Regions from separate parts of the Homo sapiens genome. Here region 1 is linked to region 2. A link is a loop called in an ENCODE intact Hi-C map of the cell type or tissue named here. Cell type or tissue: dorsolateral prefrontal cortex. All regions are shown on one strand. Each heading gives the region's core, and the rest is flanking DNA. Links, peaks and the distances in the headings are about the cores only.

The links. A loop is a pair of places that touch in the nucleus more often than their neighbours do. Peaks named below come from ENCODE experiments on the same cell type or tissue, not always from the same donor. Only the 100,000 strongest peaks of a DNase experiment are listed, where the experiment ranks them.
Region 1: it touches region 2 in a loop (2.2-fold over the local background); 2 of 110 quality-filtered maps call a loop at or near these places.

Annotation. Positions count from the first base shown.
Region 1 is chr21:44,522,628-44,528,145 of GRCh38, forward strand. TSPEAR (thrombospondin type laminin G domain and EAR repeats) reads right to left here. Exons shown (of 12, transcript NM_144991.3): 7 at 4,665-4,891; 8 at 3,026-3,212. LOC124905038 (a long non-coding RNA gene) reads left to right here and starts at 4,882. Exons shown (of 2, transcript XR_007067905.1): 1 at 4,882-5,518. In dorsolateral prefrontal cortex, for the core only: no CTCF peak of the experiment used is centred there; a DNase peak (open chromatin) is centred at 3,264; H3K27me3 peaks cover 770 bases.
Region 2 is chr21:44,757,964-44,769,329 of GRCh38, forward strand. UBE2G2 (ubiquitin conjugating enzyme E2 G2) reads right to left here. Exons shown (of 6, transcript NM_003343.6): 6 at 10,617-11,366. Among named protein-coding and RNA genes, the nearest start is that of UBE2G2, 38 kb to the right of the region's middle. RefSeq lists enhancers at 6,443-7,008, 7,693-8,456, 8,457-9,220, 11,062-11,366 and a silencer at 10,471-10,765. In dorsolateral prefrontal cortex, for the core only: no CTCF peak of the experiment used is centred there; no DNase peak of the experiment used is centred there.

The DNA of each region.
Region 1 (5,518 bases), core at 519-5,518, 240 kb before region 2:
GTGGAGCTACACAATGGCAGGTACTCATGGTGGCCGCTCAGGGCAGTGTCCTGGCCTGGAAAGCAGGTGTCCCGGTACCTTCCAGGCCAGTGCTCCTCACTGTCTCTGCTGGCACAAGGCGGGACAGCTGCCTGTCCTCAGGAAACAAGGCCATGGAGGCCATCCAGATCCCATGTCCTCGGCAGCTGTCCTCCACCACACACCTGGCCATGCCAGGCACCAGGCCAGCATCCCTGCCATGGGCCTGGGCCCACCACCCAACATCTGCCCTCCCTGTGCTGGTCAGACCTTTCCTGCTGGGAGGCTGCTTAGTCTGTCAGTCAGTCATTGAGGTAGTCAGTCAGTCAGTTGTCAGTCAGTCAGATAGTCAGTCATCAGTTAGTCACTGAAACAGTTAGTCAAGTAGTCAGTCAGGTAGTTTGTCAGTCAGCCAGGTAGTTAGTCAGTTAGTCAGTCAGTCAGCCAGCCAGCCAGCCAATTAGTCAGTGAAGTAGTCAGTCAGCCAGTCAGTTAATTTGTCAGTCAGGTAGTTGGTCAGTCAGTCAGCCAGCCAGCCAGCCAATTAGTCAGTGAAGTAGTCAGTCAGCCAGTCAGTTAATTTGTCAGTCAGGTAGTTGGTCAGTCAGTCAGTTAGCCAGCCAGCCAATTAGTCAGTGAGGTATTCAGTCAGTCAGTCAGTTTGTCAGTCAGTCAGGTAGGTAGTCACTCAGTGAAGTGGTCGGTCAGTTGTGTCAGTCAGTCAGTAAGGTAGTCAGTTGGTCAGTCAGTTAGGTAGTTAATAAGTCAGGTAGTCAGGTAGTTAGTCAGGTAGTCAGTTAGGTAGTTAATAAGGTAATCAGTCAGTCAGGCAGTTAGTTTGGTAGTCGGTCAGGTAGGCAGTCAGTCGTCAGTCAGTCTGAGGTAGTTAAGTCATTGAGATGGTCAGTCAGTAAGTCAGTCAGTTAGGTCGTCAGTCAGTCAGTTCAGTAGTTAGGTAGTCAGTCATCAGTCAGGTAGTTAATCAGTCAGGTAGTCAGTCATCAGTGAGTGAGGTAGTCAGTTGTCAGGTAGTCATCAGCCAGTCAGATAGGCAGGTAGTTAGTCATCAGTCAGTCAGTCAGGTAGTCAGCCAGGTAGTTAATCAGTCAGCCAGTCAGTGAGGTAGTTAATCAGTTAGTCAGTGAGGTAGTCAGTCAGTCAGTCAGTCAGTCAGTTAGTCAGGTAATTAGGTAGTCAGCCAGTCAGTTCAGTGGCTAGTCAGGTAGTTGGTCAGTCATGAGTCAGGTTATTAATCAGTCAGGTAGTTTGTCAGTCAGTCAGTCAATTAGCCAGTGAGGTAGTCAGTCAGTCAGTTCAGTAGTTAGTCAGGTAGCCAGTCATCAGTCAGGTAGTCAGTCAGGTAGTTAGTCATCAGTCAGGTAGTTAGTCAGTTGTCAGGTAGTCACTCAGTCATCAGTCAGTCAGGTAGTTAGGCAATCAGTCAATAAGTGAGGTAGTCAGGTAGTCAGTCAGATAGTCAGTCAGTCAGTGAGGTAGTCAGTCAGCTAGTCAAGTAGTTAGGTAATCAGTCAGTCAGACAGTCAGGTAGTTAGGCAGGTAGTCACTCCATCAGTCAGTCAGTCAGTCAGTGAGGTAGTCCATCAGTCAGCCAGCCAGCCAGCCAGTCAGGTAGTTAGTCAACTAATCATTCAGTCAGTCAGACAGTCAGGTAGTTAGTCAGTCAGATAGTAAGTCAGTTAATGAGTTAGCCAGTCAGGTAGCTAGTCAGGTAATCAGTCAGTTAGTGGGAGAGTCAGGTAATTAGGTAGTCAGTCAGGCAGTCAATCAATGAGTCAGTTAGTTAGTCAGCCAGTCAGGTAGTTAGGTAGTCAGTCAGTCAGGTAGTTAGTCAGGTAGTCAGTCAGGCAGTCAGTCAGTCAGACAAGTAGTCAGTAAGGTAACCAGTCAGTGATGTAGTCAGGTAGTCAGTCAATCAGTTAGTCAGGTAGTTAGCCAGTTAGTCATGTAATCAGTCAGTCAGGTAGTCAGTCATCAGTCAGTTAGGTAGTTAGTCATCAGTTAGTCAGTTAGGTAATTAGTCAGTCAGCTAGTCAGTTAATCAGGTAGTTAGGTAATCAGTCAGTGAGACAGTCAGTCAATCAGTCAGTAAGGTAGTCAGTCAGGTAATTAGTAGTCAGTCAGAGAGTCAGGTAGTCATTCAGATAGACAGTCAGGTAGTTAGTCAATCAGTCAGTGAGGTAGTCAGTCAGCCAATAGCCAGTCAGCCAGTCAGGTAGTTAGTCAGGTAATCAGTCAGTCAGTCAGATAGTCAGGTAGTTAGTCATTCAGGTAGTCAGTCAGTCAGTCAGTCACTCTTTGAGGCAGTCAGTCAGTCAGTCAGTCAGTGAGGCAGTCAGCCAGCCAGCCAGTCAGATAGTTAGTCATTCAGGTGGTCAGTCAGTCAGGTAGTTAGTCAGATAGTCAGTCAGTTAGCCAGTCAGCTAGTCATTCAGGTTGTCAGTCAGCCAATCAGGTATCAGTCAGGTAGTCAGTCAGACAGTCAGGTAGTTAGTCAGTCAGTCAGTCAGTGAAGTAGTCAGTCAGTCTGTGATGTAGTTGGTCATTCAGGTCGTCAATCAGTCAGTCAGGTAGTTAGTCATGTAATTAGTCAAGTAGTTAGTCAAGAAGTCAGGTAATTTAGTCAATCAGTCATCAGGCAGTCAGTCATCAGGTAATTAGGTAGTCAGTCGGGTAGTCAGTGAGTTAGGTAGTTAATCAGCTAGTCAGTCAGTCAGTTTCAGACAAGGAGGGAGGCTGGCAGGTATTCTGTGCTGGGAGTCAGTCTGGCAGTCCATGTTTCTGGGGTGGCTGTGCTGTGGGCAGGTGCCCCAGGGACCACCAGTAGATGTCCCTCCCCCAGACAGTGAGGAACGGTCCAGAACGCATGTTCACCCTGTGCTGCATGTGGCTTATTGTTTTCTAATAAGATACACATTCGCCCTGCCTGCAAGTCTCGCTCTGCCCCTGGAATGGTTGCCTCCCGGTGTGAAGGCCACTCCTGCCCTACCTTCCCGGTGGTTGGCCACCGCCAGGAAGTGCTCCCCATCCACCTCGAAGGCCTCCCAGTCTCGGGCGCTGTGTGTGGCAATGCTCTGATATGGGGTAAACTTCAGCTTTCTGTGGCTCCATTTGTAAATGACAGAGAACTCCTGACCCTTCTCATCTGGTTCAAAATTAGCCACTGCCAGGAAGATCTGAAAGAGAGTAAACCGGGACCACGTGGTTCTGCTTGGGTCGGTGCCAGCGGCCTGGTTTCTGAAGGCTTCTGAACATCAGCATCTCTCTCCAGATCCACGGCTGCTACGTGGTGCAGGGACAGAGGACCGAGGCCCCCGCATTACAGGTCATCATGGTGGGGTGGGCGCAGAGCCGGTCATTACATTCATCAAGACCCTTGAAAATGTCCATATTCTTTACCCAATATTTCCACTTCTATTGCTATCTGAAGGCAAAAACACAAAAGCCAAAATTCCCAAATTCAGGAAAAGCTTTATGCACAAAAATGTTCTTCATAACCCAGATGACCAGAAAAACGCATCACAACCTGCTCTCCTGTGTTATGGGTGTGATCACCACGCAAAGCTGTGTCAGGGCAATGTGTGTAAAACATGAACATGGCGCAATGTGCCCAGGGCTCATAGTGTAGCTGTGTGAACATACAGAATGAGGGGCAAGGTGCATGGTTCATGGACGATGTGCTTGGAGGCAAGGACGCCACATGAACCTACGTACTTGCTTGGATGATGGAACAAAATATTGTCCCCTTTGCTTTTCTGAATTTTCCAATTGTTCTTTGATGCAAAGTTTTTTTTATAACAAAAAATTAAAACCTTATGATGTCATCAATCAAAAAAAAAAAAACCAACTAGTTATTCACCCGCCATGCTGGATGCAAATGCAGCCTGCATGAGGGTGGCTGTAAGCCACAGGAGAGCAGTTTCCATCTGCTGTGTTCACTGCTTTAGCCCTGTGTCCAGGCAGGGCCTGGTGGGCCTCCTTGGCACATTGTAGGCCAGTGAGTGACTATTTGGGGGCAGTCAGGAGGTGCTGTCTCTAGGACATGGCTGTGTAGAGTCCAGGGAGTGGACGGAGCTGGGAAGAGGAAACCCCATCCTTCCCATTGGGATGTCAACCATCTCCCAGACCCACCACCTCGACCCTCTGCCCAGAGCAGCCCTGACAGGAAGGTGGCTGTCAGCCTGCGAGGTCCCACCCATGGCTCCCCTGAGCCTGGCCTCAGCCTTGCATGTGGACATCACGTGTCCTCAACATTTGAGGAAAGGAAGGATCAGGAATGTCCATTTTCTAGTGTCTTTCTGAAACGATTTGTGGGTTCTTGACCAGCTCATGTAAACACTCTCAACAGGTTTTAAATGTAGTGACGAGGGGTCTATGTAGAACGAGATGGCATGTGGGAAATGGTCTGGTCGTCCGTTTTGCGGGAGCCAAGCAGACTGCCTCAAAGTCACATCCTGGATTTAGGGTGGTGGGCTCACGTGTGCGACTCTGTCAGCCTTTTACCGCCTGAACGAGGTGACACCGTGAGAAACTCCTTTACCTGCAGAATCAGTGTAGGGGGCCCCGCCTGTGGACTCGGGGCTTTCCAAGAGAAAGGGGATGGAGAAAGTCACCGAACACAGACTTGCCTTTTTCCCGATGGTGAAATGCCTCCAGGCCTGTGCTTGGTGCGTGGGGATGTTCTGATATGAGACGAACTTCTCTTCGGTCCACTTGTAGACGGCGGATGTGGCTTTGCGATTGGCTGTGGCCACAAAGAGCCCCACCTGAGGGATGCGGAACACCTCAATGCCCAGGGTCTCTGAGTTGGTGGACAAGTTCTGATGCTCCTCCACGTAGTCCAGTCTTTCTTTGGCTTGTGATAGAAACGTTGTGACTCGGTTAAGATTTCCGAGAACGGAAATCCAGAGCAATCCTCGCGGGAGCGCGATTCCCAAGCCCCAAGTCACAAGCCACGACTCCTGCGCCTCAGCCTCGGGCATCAGTTTCCACGTTTCGCTCTCACAGGAAAGGCCTGTCAAAGGGAGGCCACTCACTGCTGCCAGGGGCTTTGTGATCTGTGCAGCCCCCAGTGAAGTTTACATGTTGTGGGTTGTGGCCTTGTTAAAAGGCTCACTGCTTCTACGGCAAGTTGTGCTCTCGATAATGTGAAAGAGAGCAGCTCACACACGTGCTGGGCGGAACCCATGCCCATTTCCCACGGGTAACCTGTCTGGAGCATCTATCGCCACCTCCACTCACCTCCCCAGCAGCGGGAACGGACTGCTGAGAAGGCTCTCTGTAAAAATAACCTTTCAGGCTCGTCATCTCCTTGGATCTCATCTCTGATCTAGCAGACAGGGAGGGTGTGGGCAGAGGCGGCAGCCGGGCCACCCTACCAAGGAGGCTGCAGGGAGGCAGGCATTGTCTTCCCATGGTTTGGGAAGGGGTACCACGCGATGCCCAGCCCTGTCAGCCCGTGTGTCATGCCCTGGAGGTTCAC
Region 2 (11,366 bases), core at 4,708-9,707:
GTGTCTGGGGGGCTGGACTCCCTTCCTAGAAGTGCCACGAGGCAGTGGCAGAAGCCCCACCAGCCTGGGTCCCTGAGTGACTCTGTGGAACAGAGCCCCTCTGAAGATCTCACTGGACTGGTTGGTAATGAATGCGAGAAGCAAACTTACCTCAAGCCCTAAGATTTGGGAACCATTTGCTTCTGCAGCATAAGCCAGGCCCACTCTGACTGACAGAAACATGTCCCCAGCCGGGACCCCCACAAAACCATACGCAGGCCACAGGTATTTGCCGCATGAGTGGCCACAGGCAGCCCGGTGTGGTCCACAAACCCCCAGGGCCAGTTCCTGAGGCCCAGCATGGTCCTGCAGCCAGAGGGTGCCACCTCCCTGGCCTGTGGGGTCTTCCCCCAATGCCACCCACTCAGCCCTCAGGGATAGGTGGAAGGGGCCAGCCAGTGTCCGAGGCAAACCCCTCAGGCTGCACTCTCTGCCAGTGCGGAGCTCCAGGTACAATGAGCGACACCCTCAGCCACCAAGGCCCAGCTGGGGTGTGAGCCGGCACCCATGGGTGACCTCCTCTACCACCTGCATGCAGGTGGACATGGCAGCAGCAGCCTGATATGGGGGCTGCAGGGACCCCAGCTCCCCCTGCAGAGACACTCACCTGGTAACCAAGCCTGTGTAGGCTGGCAAATCAGATGATTCAGGTGGCTAATTTATTTATGACAAACAGGCTAAATGTAGGTTAATTACTTTGTAATCATTGTCTGGAGGGCACATGGAGGGACCAGAGGCGGTCCACACACACTGAGTGTGGGCAAGTGAGAGCTGTCTCATGGGGCTGCTGCCAGCTGCCCGGGGCCCTGCAGGCTGGAGGTATCTGCCCCGCGGCAGGCGCCCCAGGAGTGGGACGAGCCCAGGTGGAGGAACATCAGGCGTCACCTGTCCAGGGCTTGCACACTGGTGCCCTGGGCAGTTCGTGGTGCACACCTGTGTGTATGCGGAGCCTGTTTGCCCCCAGGTCCTGCAGCCCCTCATCCTACCCTGGAGCTGTGTCTTTGTGGTCCCTCGTAAACGTGGGGCCCCTTGTGATACCTGGGGCAGCCCCTCCTCACTGTCGCCAGCTGGCCCCTGGGCTCCCGCCACAGTCTCCTCCTTCCTGGGCTCCATCCTTTCCCATACAACAGGACAAGTGAACATTCCCGAAGGTCAGTCTGGATCCCGGGCTACAGGGCCCCCCAGAGCTGTGCCACGCCTCCCTCACATCCCCCACCCCCAGGCACAGCCCTACCAGGCCAGCTCAGGAGCCCCTGCCTCTCCCTAAACTCCAAAGCTCCACCCTCATTCCAGAACGAGCTGCTGCCCTGAACCCTCCCCACCCTGACCTGGCTCCTTCTGCTGAGGCTCCAGCCCTCCCTGAGCCCGCTGAGGCCGAAGCCCCACCTTGGGGCCACGCTCTCCAATCAGCCGGCCACTTTGGCTGAGGCCGAAGCCCCACCTCGGGGCCACGCTCTCCAATCAGCCGGCCACTTTGGCTGACAGTGGCTGGTAGGCTTCTCCAGCTCCCACAGCCATGGAAGCGAGGGACTGCTCCACCCCTACAGAGGGCTCTGGTTGGGCACACAGCAAACCCCACCACAGTGGGAGGGCCCGGCCACCAGGCCAGCATGCCCTCCTGCCAGCCCCCTGTGAGCCACAACCCAGAAAGAGCCTGGAGCTGAGCGGCCCCTGCTGCCCCGTGGCCCCTCTTCTCCCCGTGGACATCAGGCCAGTGGTGTTGCCAGATGACCATCCCTGCCCAGGGGGTCTTGCCCTCATGGCAGTGGTTGGTGTCCTTGCACAGAGCCCAGTGACAACCCCCCACGGCCAGCTCAGGGCACCGACACTGATGGGCAGCGGCCTCTCTGAGATGGGGCTTCTGGCCTTTCCTGCTTCTTTGGATGGGCCTTAGCCAAGGTCTGTCGGAATCTCCAAACCAGGCCTCCAAACGCCGAGTGTGGGCTCAGACGCCCAATGACTAAAGCCAAAATGAGCATCACATAAGCTCTGAATGCGCTCTTTAAAGGGTGACGAACAGGTGTCAAAACTGAACTTATGTTTGCTTGCGTCCCCTCCCTGGAGGTGCGCGGCCCTCACTCTCTCCCTGCAGCAGACTTCAGGAGAAAACGCAGAAGATTTGGCTGCACCCACTCCTGCTCCTCAGAGTGCTGAGCAAGAGCGGTCGGTCTGAGCAGTCGGGCAGAGTTGTACCTGCAAAAGGCAGGCCACAGATTACCAACGTTCCCATCGCTATTTCACGATTTTCAAATTAAAAAGTGACACATATTGGCTCTAACAAGGGAATCAATACAAAATAAAGGTGTGAATTCCCTCAAGGTTCTGCTGCTGACTAGAATGGGGGCCTAGTCCTGGACTAGCACGTCTGCCCTAAACAGTCAAACACTGGACGGAACGCACAGGCACCAGTCTACAGGCGCGGGTGGGTGAAGGCTGTGATCCAGGGGGAAGGACACACTGCAGATGCCACAGCTCCCTTCCCAGGGCAATTTCTACCCAGGCACAGAGGCTTGACTCCAGGCAGAGCCTGGCAGGGCCCCTGAGCCTAGGAGCTGGAGACGGAAGCAGGAGGGCACAGAGGCGGGGCCTAAAATTCATGGGGCCCCAAGGCCTCAGCTGGGTGCTGCTGCATTTGCCCGGAGGGAGCACGTGGCAACCTACAGAGAAGCTGCCTTGGGCTGAGGGGGGAGGAAACAAGAAGTGGAGGGTGCTGGGGACACAGAGCTCTGGCCAGGCCAGCATGGAAAGAGCCCCCGAATCCCTCTGAGATCCCCTGGGCATCCAGCCGAGAAACTAGAAAGGCCACAACTGAGAAGTGAGGAAGACACCCTCAAGTAGGTCTACCCTAGACGCTGGCCATGCCTAAAGGCAAGCCCTGGCAGGAGCCACAGGAGAGACGGAGGGTGGACACGGAGTCCCACTCAGGTACAGAGACTTGGGAGGCCCTTGTGACATTTCTCAGACTCCACCCAACAAATGGTAAAACCAAACTCGGACCAATTCAGGTGGACCCACCAGTTCTCAAGCGCCAAGGGGACCAAGAGCAACAGTTCTCTTCTGGAGAAGGGGAGAGTCCAGGGCGTCTTCCACGAACAGTTACATTGCTTTTCTCTCCACGCTCATCACTGCCTTGTTCTGAGGCAGCTCCAGCTGTGCTGAGCTGCACGGAGCAGGGGAGACATTCTCAGAGCATTCCAGATTCCAGCCAGAGACGGTGGGGAAGGGGCCCTGGAGCTCCTGGGAAGAGGGCTGGGCAAGGCCTCTCACTCAGGCATGGACCAAAGAATGTTCTTGGCTCCCCAAAGCTGCACACACACAGAAAAGGTCCACGCCGCACAGAAAAGCTCCCGAGAGCTCTGCCGCCACCACCAGAGTCTGGAAACATAACATTCAAAATATTCACATAAAATTACTCAACATATAGTGAATTTAAAAATTACAATTCTCGAGGAAAAGATAATCAACAGATGCCAACCCCAAGACGCAGCCGAGGCTGGAACCATCAGACGAGGCTCTAAGGCAGTTCCGGCAGCGTCCTCTGGAGGCAAAGGTGAGCACACCTGGGCTGCGTGAGAGGACAGGCGTTCCCAACAGAGAAACGGAGAGCAGGAAACAAACCTACACAAAGACTGTAGAACTAAAAAATACAACATACGAAATACAAATTTTACCCCATGGGCGCACAGCAGAATGGAGATGGTGGAAGAGTCAGTGGCCTTGAAGATGGGTGAATAGAAACGGCACATTCTGAAGAACAGAGAGCAAAGGGTGAGTGTGTATGTGTGTGTGAGCACGTGTGAGTGGCTGTGTGCCTGGGCGTGTGTGGGCGTGGCACTGTGTGGGTGAGCAGGTGTGGGGGTCTGGCATGCGAGGGTGGTGCAGGGGCGTGGCCGGGTAGCTCCCTGGTCCATTCCCCACCCCACTGCCCTCCAGCACCTGGTGTTCGGCATGTCACGGGCTCTGCCCTCCTCTCCTTCCCTGTCACCACCCACATCGTTGTCTATGGCAAACCCCAGCCCTGGGTTCTCAAACAGAAGCAGCCCAGTGGAAGGTTAGGCTGACTCGGTCCAGCTGAGTTCCGGGGTTGGGTCCCTGTTTGCAGGCCCATTGGCCAGCACCCCAGTCTCTGCCCGCTGGAGGCCGACAGCTCCTCACTGTGACAACCAGAAAGGTCTGCAGATGCCGCCCAGTGTGCCCAGGAGGCCAGGCAGCCCCTCGTTAGGAACCCCTGTGACAAACACAGAAGGGGACTGGGTTGGAGATCACACTCAACTGGAGGTTACGTTTTCACATTTCTTGCTAGAAGCAACCGGAATGGATAGGCATTGGCAAGCCGATTCCAGGACCTCTGGCCAGGAAGCCCAGGGCCTGCAGCTCTCTGTCCAGCTCCCAGTGTGCTAAGAGTGGACCTTGGCCATGCCGCAACTGCCAACTTCAACCAGGAAGGGCTGCCACAGCTAGGCTCGCTACGTACCCTTGCTAGGTAGCTAATTCAGTCTCGTCAGAGCCACCAGACACAGACTCTCGTGACCCCACGGCATCAAGGAGGGTTACGTGGCTGGTGGGGGCAGGATGAGGAGCCAACCTGTCTTCCATCCAGGGACGCAGCTCCCAGGCCCAGATGGCGACCCAGCTCCACCCAGCCCTGGGGTCTTTGTAGGCAGGCCCAGGAGTGGCCAGCTAAGGGCACGTGTTTGTCTTGCCCACGTCCCCATCAGTTCCAGGGATCAGGTTCTTGCCACATCCACCTCTCAGCAGCCCCTGTGGGAGGAGAGAGGGGTGTGCTCCAACGCTGGCTGCCTGCAGGGCTGCTCTGGGGCTGGGATGAGTAGCCTTCCCAGGTGCCCACTCTGGGCTGCTCGGGCCCTATCTCTACCATGTACGCCCCTGGAGCCCACGAGCCGCTGGCCTCACTGCCCTGGGCTCCACCCTCCATAGCAAGTCAGGGCTGACACGACAGGACACCTGCGGAGCAGCCCAGGCGCGAGGGAAGAGACAGAGACAGATGGAGAGACAGAGACCGAGAGATAGAGAACTTCACAAAAGAGCAGGCCAAATGCTTTGCTGGAACTGCTCCAAAGACGCCCCCACAGGCACACACACTCTCCTACATGTGTGCACATATCTGCACACAGGTGTGCACAAACACACATGCTTGGTGACGTGGAACCCGAGGTCTGGGTGGGATCGGCCCCCCCGGGACATTTGGGATCGTGCTGCAGCCCCGTCCTCTGCTTTAGGAGCTCCTTCAGGTGGGAACCAGTCCAGCAGGAGAAACCCGTGAGAATCCCAAAGTCTCTTCTGCCCTTAAGCTGCAGATGTTTCATGTGGTTCCAACTCATTTAGTATATTATCCAGGATTTCAAAGATCCATTAGCAAAGGACAACCTTCCACGTTTGTTTCCATCTGAATTGGTTCCAACGAGACAGTCCTCTGCCAGAAAGCCCCACACACGCACACAACCTGAGAACTCTTCTGGTTTCCCGCTGCTCCTCCACCAGCCCTGAGCAAACAGGAGTGCCCCGCACAGAGGCTGGGGCCATGGCAGGTGTCCAACATGCTCCCTGCCCAGCAGGGATGTGCCTGTCATGGGACGTCCAAGGGACAGGCACCCAGCACACCTGGGGTACCCACCACACCCGGACACCCAGCACACCCAGGACACCCAGCACACCCAGGCACCCAGCACACCCGGGGCACCTACACACCTGGGGCACCTACACACCTGGGGCACCTACACACCCAAGCACCCAGCACACCCAGGCACCGAGCACACCTGGGACACCCAGCACACCCGGGCACCCAGCACACCCAGGCACCCTGCACACCCGGGACACCCTGCACACCCGGGACACCCAGCACACCCGGGGCACCCTGCACACCCAGGCACCCAGCACACTCAGGCACCCTGCACACCCAGGACACCCAGCACACCCGGGGCACCTACACACCCGGGGCACCTACACACCCGGGGCACCTACACACCTGGGGCACCCTGCACATCCGGGCACCCAGCACACCCAGGCACCCTGCACACCCAGGACACCCAGCACACCTGGGGCACCTACACACCCGGGGCACCTACACAACCGGGGCACCCTGCACACCCAGGCACCCAGCACACCCGGGCATCCAGCACACCCGGGGCATCTACACACTCAGAACACCCTGCACACCCAGGCACCCAGCACACCCGGGCACCCAGCACACCCGGGCATCCAGCACACCCGGGACACCCGGCACACCCAGGCACCCTGCACACCCAGGCACCCAGCACACCCGGGCACCCAGCACACCCGGGCATCCAGCACACCCGGGACACCCGGCACACCCAGGCACCCGGCACACCCAGGCACCCAGCACACCCGGGGCACCTACACACCCGGGGCATCCAGCACACCCAGGACACCCTGCACACCTGGGGCACCTACACACCCAGGGCACCCAGCATACCCGGGCATCCAGCACAACTGGCACAACTGGGGCACCCGGGACACCTGGCGCACTCGGGGCACCCACACACCCAGCACATGCCGCCCCAGGCCCATGGAACTCGTGCTCTGATCTGAAAGTTCTCTTCAGACTCAGACTGGAATGTTGAGGATCCGAGATGGTGGCCGCCTGGTAGGGACCTGGCCCTGCGGTGGGAGGGTGAGCAGCTAGGCCCAGGACTCTCAGTGGGTGACCTCCTGGAGGGATGCCACCCAGGGTGCGGCTCCATCCACCCCACATTGGAGGAGCTCTCCTTCGGACAGGCCTGGGTGGGAAGGCATCCAGGAGCCATGTTGCTGACTGCTGCCAAGTCTCAGGTGGCCCCGTGGCTGTGCCCTGGAGGTGGCCCCATGTCACCCTTGTGAGGACGATGCCCCCTTCCCTCCTGGCACACATGTGCCCACTGCCACCTGAAGAGCTGACCGGGGCAAGGGGCACAGCTGAGGACAAGATTTCCTGACCACAGCTCAGACATGCGCTGGGCTGGGAGGGACCGAGACAGGAGATCCTGCCCCGAGAGGTGGGCGGGGGTGGCCTCCTGGACACGCCCACCACAGGGAGGGCTGCTGTCTCCCGAGCTACTCCGTGTTCTCTGTGCTTTGCACACATGGTCTTTAATCCTCACCACCACTCAGGGCTGGGATGTGACTGCCATCAAACCCATTCCCAGACCAGAAAACAAAGACCTAGACAGCTTCCCTCGCTAGCCCAGGTCATACAGCTGCTGGGGTCTGAGGAAGGCCAAGCCCCAGCAGGCTGGCCAGAGCCACCTTCAGCTGCCAGGCCCACAGCTCACCCACAGCCACTGACCAGGCAGCAGTGGGGATGCCCCACGTCAGCCTCTGCCCACAGGGCAGGACCACAGAACACATCCTGCCCTCCCTCCGACCCCCCCGCCACCCCACGCCAACTCTGCCCATGCCTATTTGGCAAGCCCCAGACAACACTCCTGGCAATGCCAGGAGCAGCTTTCAGGTCTGTGGTCCCCACACAAAGGCACCCAGCCCCACCCAGTCACACGACAGGGTGCCACTGCAAAGCCTAAACCGGAGATAGGGCCCTGCATCATCTCCCGACCACAGAGATGGGGCTGAATGCTCTGTACTTACACACCTGAAAAACCAGTTCCTTTCACTTTGCCATCCTAGCCTCTCATGAAATTGTACTCAAAAAAGAAAGCCACAGGATGCGTTCTTGTTATCCCTATGACAAGCAACTTAGAGCAACAGCACTGCCAGCTACCAGGCTGGCCGATCTTCACCCCAGCCCCCGGGGGGTTCTGATAAGGATGTAGGGGAGTGAGTCACCTGACCAGTGCACCACCCAGCTGGGGGCAGGGCCGCAGGGCCACACTTGTGGGAGGCAGACAACATGCATGGCCACTGCAGGGGGAGGAAAATCTGGAGTCTGGAGCAGAAGGAAAGTGGCTGGGGTGTCCAGAGCACTTCCCCACTGAGCTGGTGGACAGAGGAACTTCCAGGCATGTAAGGGAGGGTGCTGAGGGCCGGGCCCTGGTGTCTCCTGGCCCCGAGTGGAAGGTGAGGCTTTGCCAAGTGCAGCAGGTGGGCTAATAAGCCTGATGGTGGGGGGACTGAGAGGACCAGACCAGGGTGCGAGAAGAGACATGAGGTGGCTGTGTCGCAAAGGCCAGCACCTGAAGCGGGGGAAGGTGGAGCAGTGGAGGCTGCCCAGCAGGCCCCTGGGTCTAGGTGGACACTGCATAGGAGGGTGCAGTGGGCCTCATGCCACCAACCGCACCCCATGGAGGCAGAGGGGCCACAGTCCTGGAGGGTGGGGGGCCTTGCAGATTCAGCGATGCATCGGGGCACGGCGAGGACCATTTCTTGGCTGGGGCTTTGGCAAATGACCTCACCTCCCCCACCTCAACTCCTCAGAGCACGCCCTCGGACATCTCATGGCTGGGTTCACAGCCTTCAGAGGGGAAGATGCCCGGACGTGTGAGGACTTGCCCACTTCTGGTGTCAGAGCTCGGGCCCTGGAGGTCAGGTTCCACACAGCCAGCAGCGCTCACAGTCCAGGCATGGGAACGGGGGCACAGGAGGGGCACAAAGGTGGAGAGCCCCATCTCCCTGACGCTCCTATGGGATCCCCGAACCAGTACGCCCACCCAGCAGAGGGCAGGGCTGGGACATTCAACGGGGTGAGGCCAAGGGCAGGGGTTACAGATGTTCACCAGGGGATGACGAAGGGCATGGGCCAGCTGCCTCGGGGGCACCAGACCTGCCTCGGGGTACCAGACAGTTGGCACTGCCCAGTGGGTGGGTTCGGTGGGTGTTGAGGCCTGGAAGGTGTGTCTGGGATGGTGAGGGGGTACAGGCTATGGCTGGCTGAGTGGTGCCGGGGTTTGGGGGAGGAAGCTGGTGTTTCCTGCCTCTGCAGGGAGGTTCACCTTGCTTTGTCCCCTCAACAAAGCCAGGCTCTCGTGACAACGGGTCACAACCTGGACAGATCTGAGGAGCTGAACACCTCCAGCTTCCACAGGGCTCAGCCAGGACCTGGGCCCAACAGCATTCCCTCCCAGATGGGGCCACCACGCCACATCAGCACGACGAGACCTCCTCCCAGGGTGCCCCCCCCAGCCCAGGGTCCAGGCCCCAGGCCAACACCCAGAGGGGCTGGCTTTGTTCACAGCCCCTCTCCAAACCCTGCCCCCACCCCAAGCGGCCCCGCGGTCCCCTCCAGGGCAGGGTTTCCAGAATCCACCTGTCCTTAGTGTGTTCACTGCCCCTTGGCAGCCCCGAATTTTTGTACCTGTTTCCTGTCCCCTCCTTGTGTCCAGGTAGCATCCCCAGGGCCCTCGCCTCCAGCACAAATTCCAGCCTGCAGAAACCTTGTCAGCTCAGGGGGCCACGGTGCAAGGCACGCCCAGGGGAGGGAAGCTGGGGCTGCCCTGGGGTGCCTTTCTGTGCAGCTGGAGCAGTTCCATATCCTATGAAGAAACTGGTACAGAACAGCACTCCTCTGAAAAATTAGCAACCTCATCTACACAGAGACTGGACTGGAGAAGCCCCAGCAGGTGCAGCAATCCCAGAAGTGAGAGTCAGAGCTGTGGACGCCACCCTTGCTGTGGCCCAAGCAGTGAACTGGGGCCGCTAACCCCCAGGAAGGGTGAAAAGCCCCAACACCCAGAAGATGAGACCCTAGAGCTTCCCTGGCCACCCCAGCAGCCCTCCCCATCCCAGGAAGCAGACAGTTGCATGGGAAAAGCAAGGACGGCACTCAGCCAGACAGGCAAACAACTGTGGCAAACCAGTGCCAGCAGACAAAACCCAGAAACACAGAGCAAATGAAATGGTAAAAATCACTGTCAACCCCCAAGGTTATCTGCGCAGAAAGGGTCCATACAGTGGGGACGGCCGTCCTGAGGCCCGCTGGCCGGGCTGGCCCTTGGCTGGCGTCTGGGAACTGGGATTTCCGAGGGGCTCCCTGAACCCCGCCTCACTGGGCCTGTGCTATTTGTACAAGGTGGTTTAGGCAGAACACTCACATCCCTGCTGAGAGTCTGGAATTGTAGCGCAGCCCAGGCAGAAGCTGCTCACGTGACCAGCCCCCGGGTACATCACCAGGCAGGGCATCCCCAACATCGCACACGCAGAGTCCCAGCTGCTTGCAGGGGAGTGAGGCGCATCCTGCGTGACCCCCACCCCAGGAGAGGCCTCCAAAGCTGAGCATGGTGCCCCTGGACTCGGCCCCAGGAACCTTTCCCTTGGCCGATTTTGCTCAGTGTCCTCCCTGTGGGAAATCACAGCCGTGACTACCGTGACCTGCATGGCCTCTGTCCTCCTGGAGAATCGCCGCCCTGGGTGGTCTTGGGGACCCCAACTCAGTATCACATTAGAGTTCTTACCCATTAAAAAGAATGCTTAGTGAGAACACTGGGCAAAGGGCAGAACAGACATGCCTGGGGGCCTGTGCTGAGGCACTCGCCCAGTGCACCCCACCAGGAGCAGCCTGGGAACCAGCCCAGGGAACGAGGCGCCAGCACCTGGGGAAGCCTGGGGACCCTGCCTCACAGGATTACAAAGGAAAGCTGACCGCCAACTACCAAAACAGAAACAGCAAATCACTGACACAGGAATCTGCCTCTTTATTGACATGCTAAGTAACAAGACGCAGAGGCAGGTCTCATCGCAACCAACCGTGACCACAGAGGACCACAGAGGAGTGATGACAGGGAGCTGTGCTTCTAAGCAACTGCAGGAGGGAAGCGCAGTCGGAACAGCCTGCTGGCTTCTAGTGGTCAAATGTGCCACTCACACAATGGCATCTGCTGAAAAAGCTGCAAAATGTCATTTATAGGTTAGTGAACACATCCGTCTCACAGACCCCAACTAACCTGAGAATTCCAGAGGAAGACCACAGAATGACAGAAGGGAGATCAGAAACAGAAGAAAACATGCCAGAGCTAACCCAAGTCTGCAGAAAAGCCCCCACCGTGAGGAATCCCAGCTGGGATGATCTGGTGTGCTCCCTGGGGGCAGTGGCCACAGGCTCCTCTGACAATACGACAAAGGGACACACACTGCAGGGCAGGGAAAACACAGAACTTTATTTCAACAGTCATTAGGTTCCACCACACAACAGGGACACCATGGGATTGTTTTTTCATTTAATAAATACAAATGAATAAAAATACTTTATTTTGTCAAGAGACTGCCTCTCCTCCCTCTCCCGATCTCACAGAAGCCTCCAGGCAATTGTGTGCCCCTCCAGGGCCTGCACCCACAGACCCCGTCTACTTGCACAAATGACTCTTCTTTACAGAGAGGGCTCCATCTCATTTGCCTGCAAATACAACATAGGTATAATACCG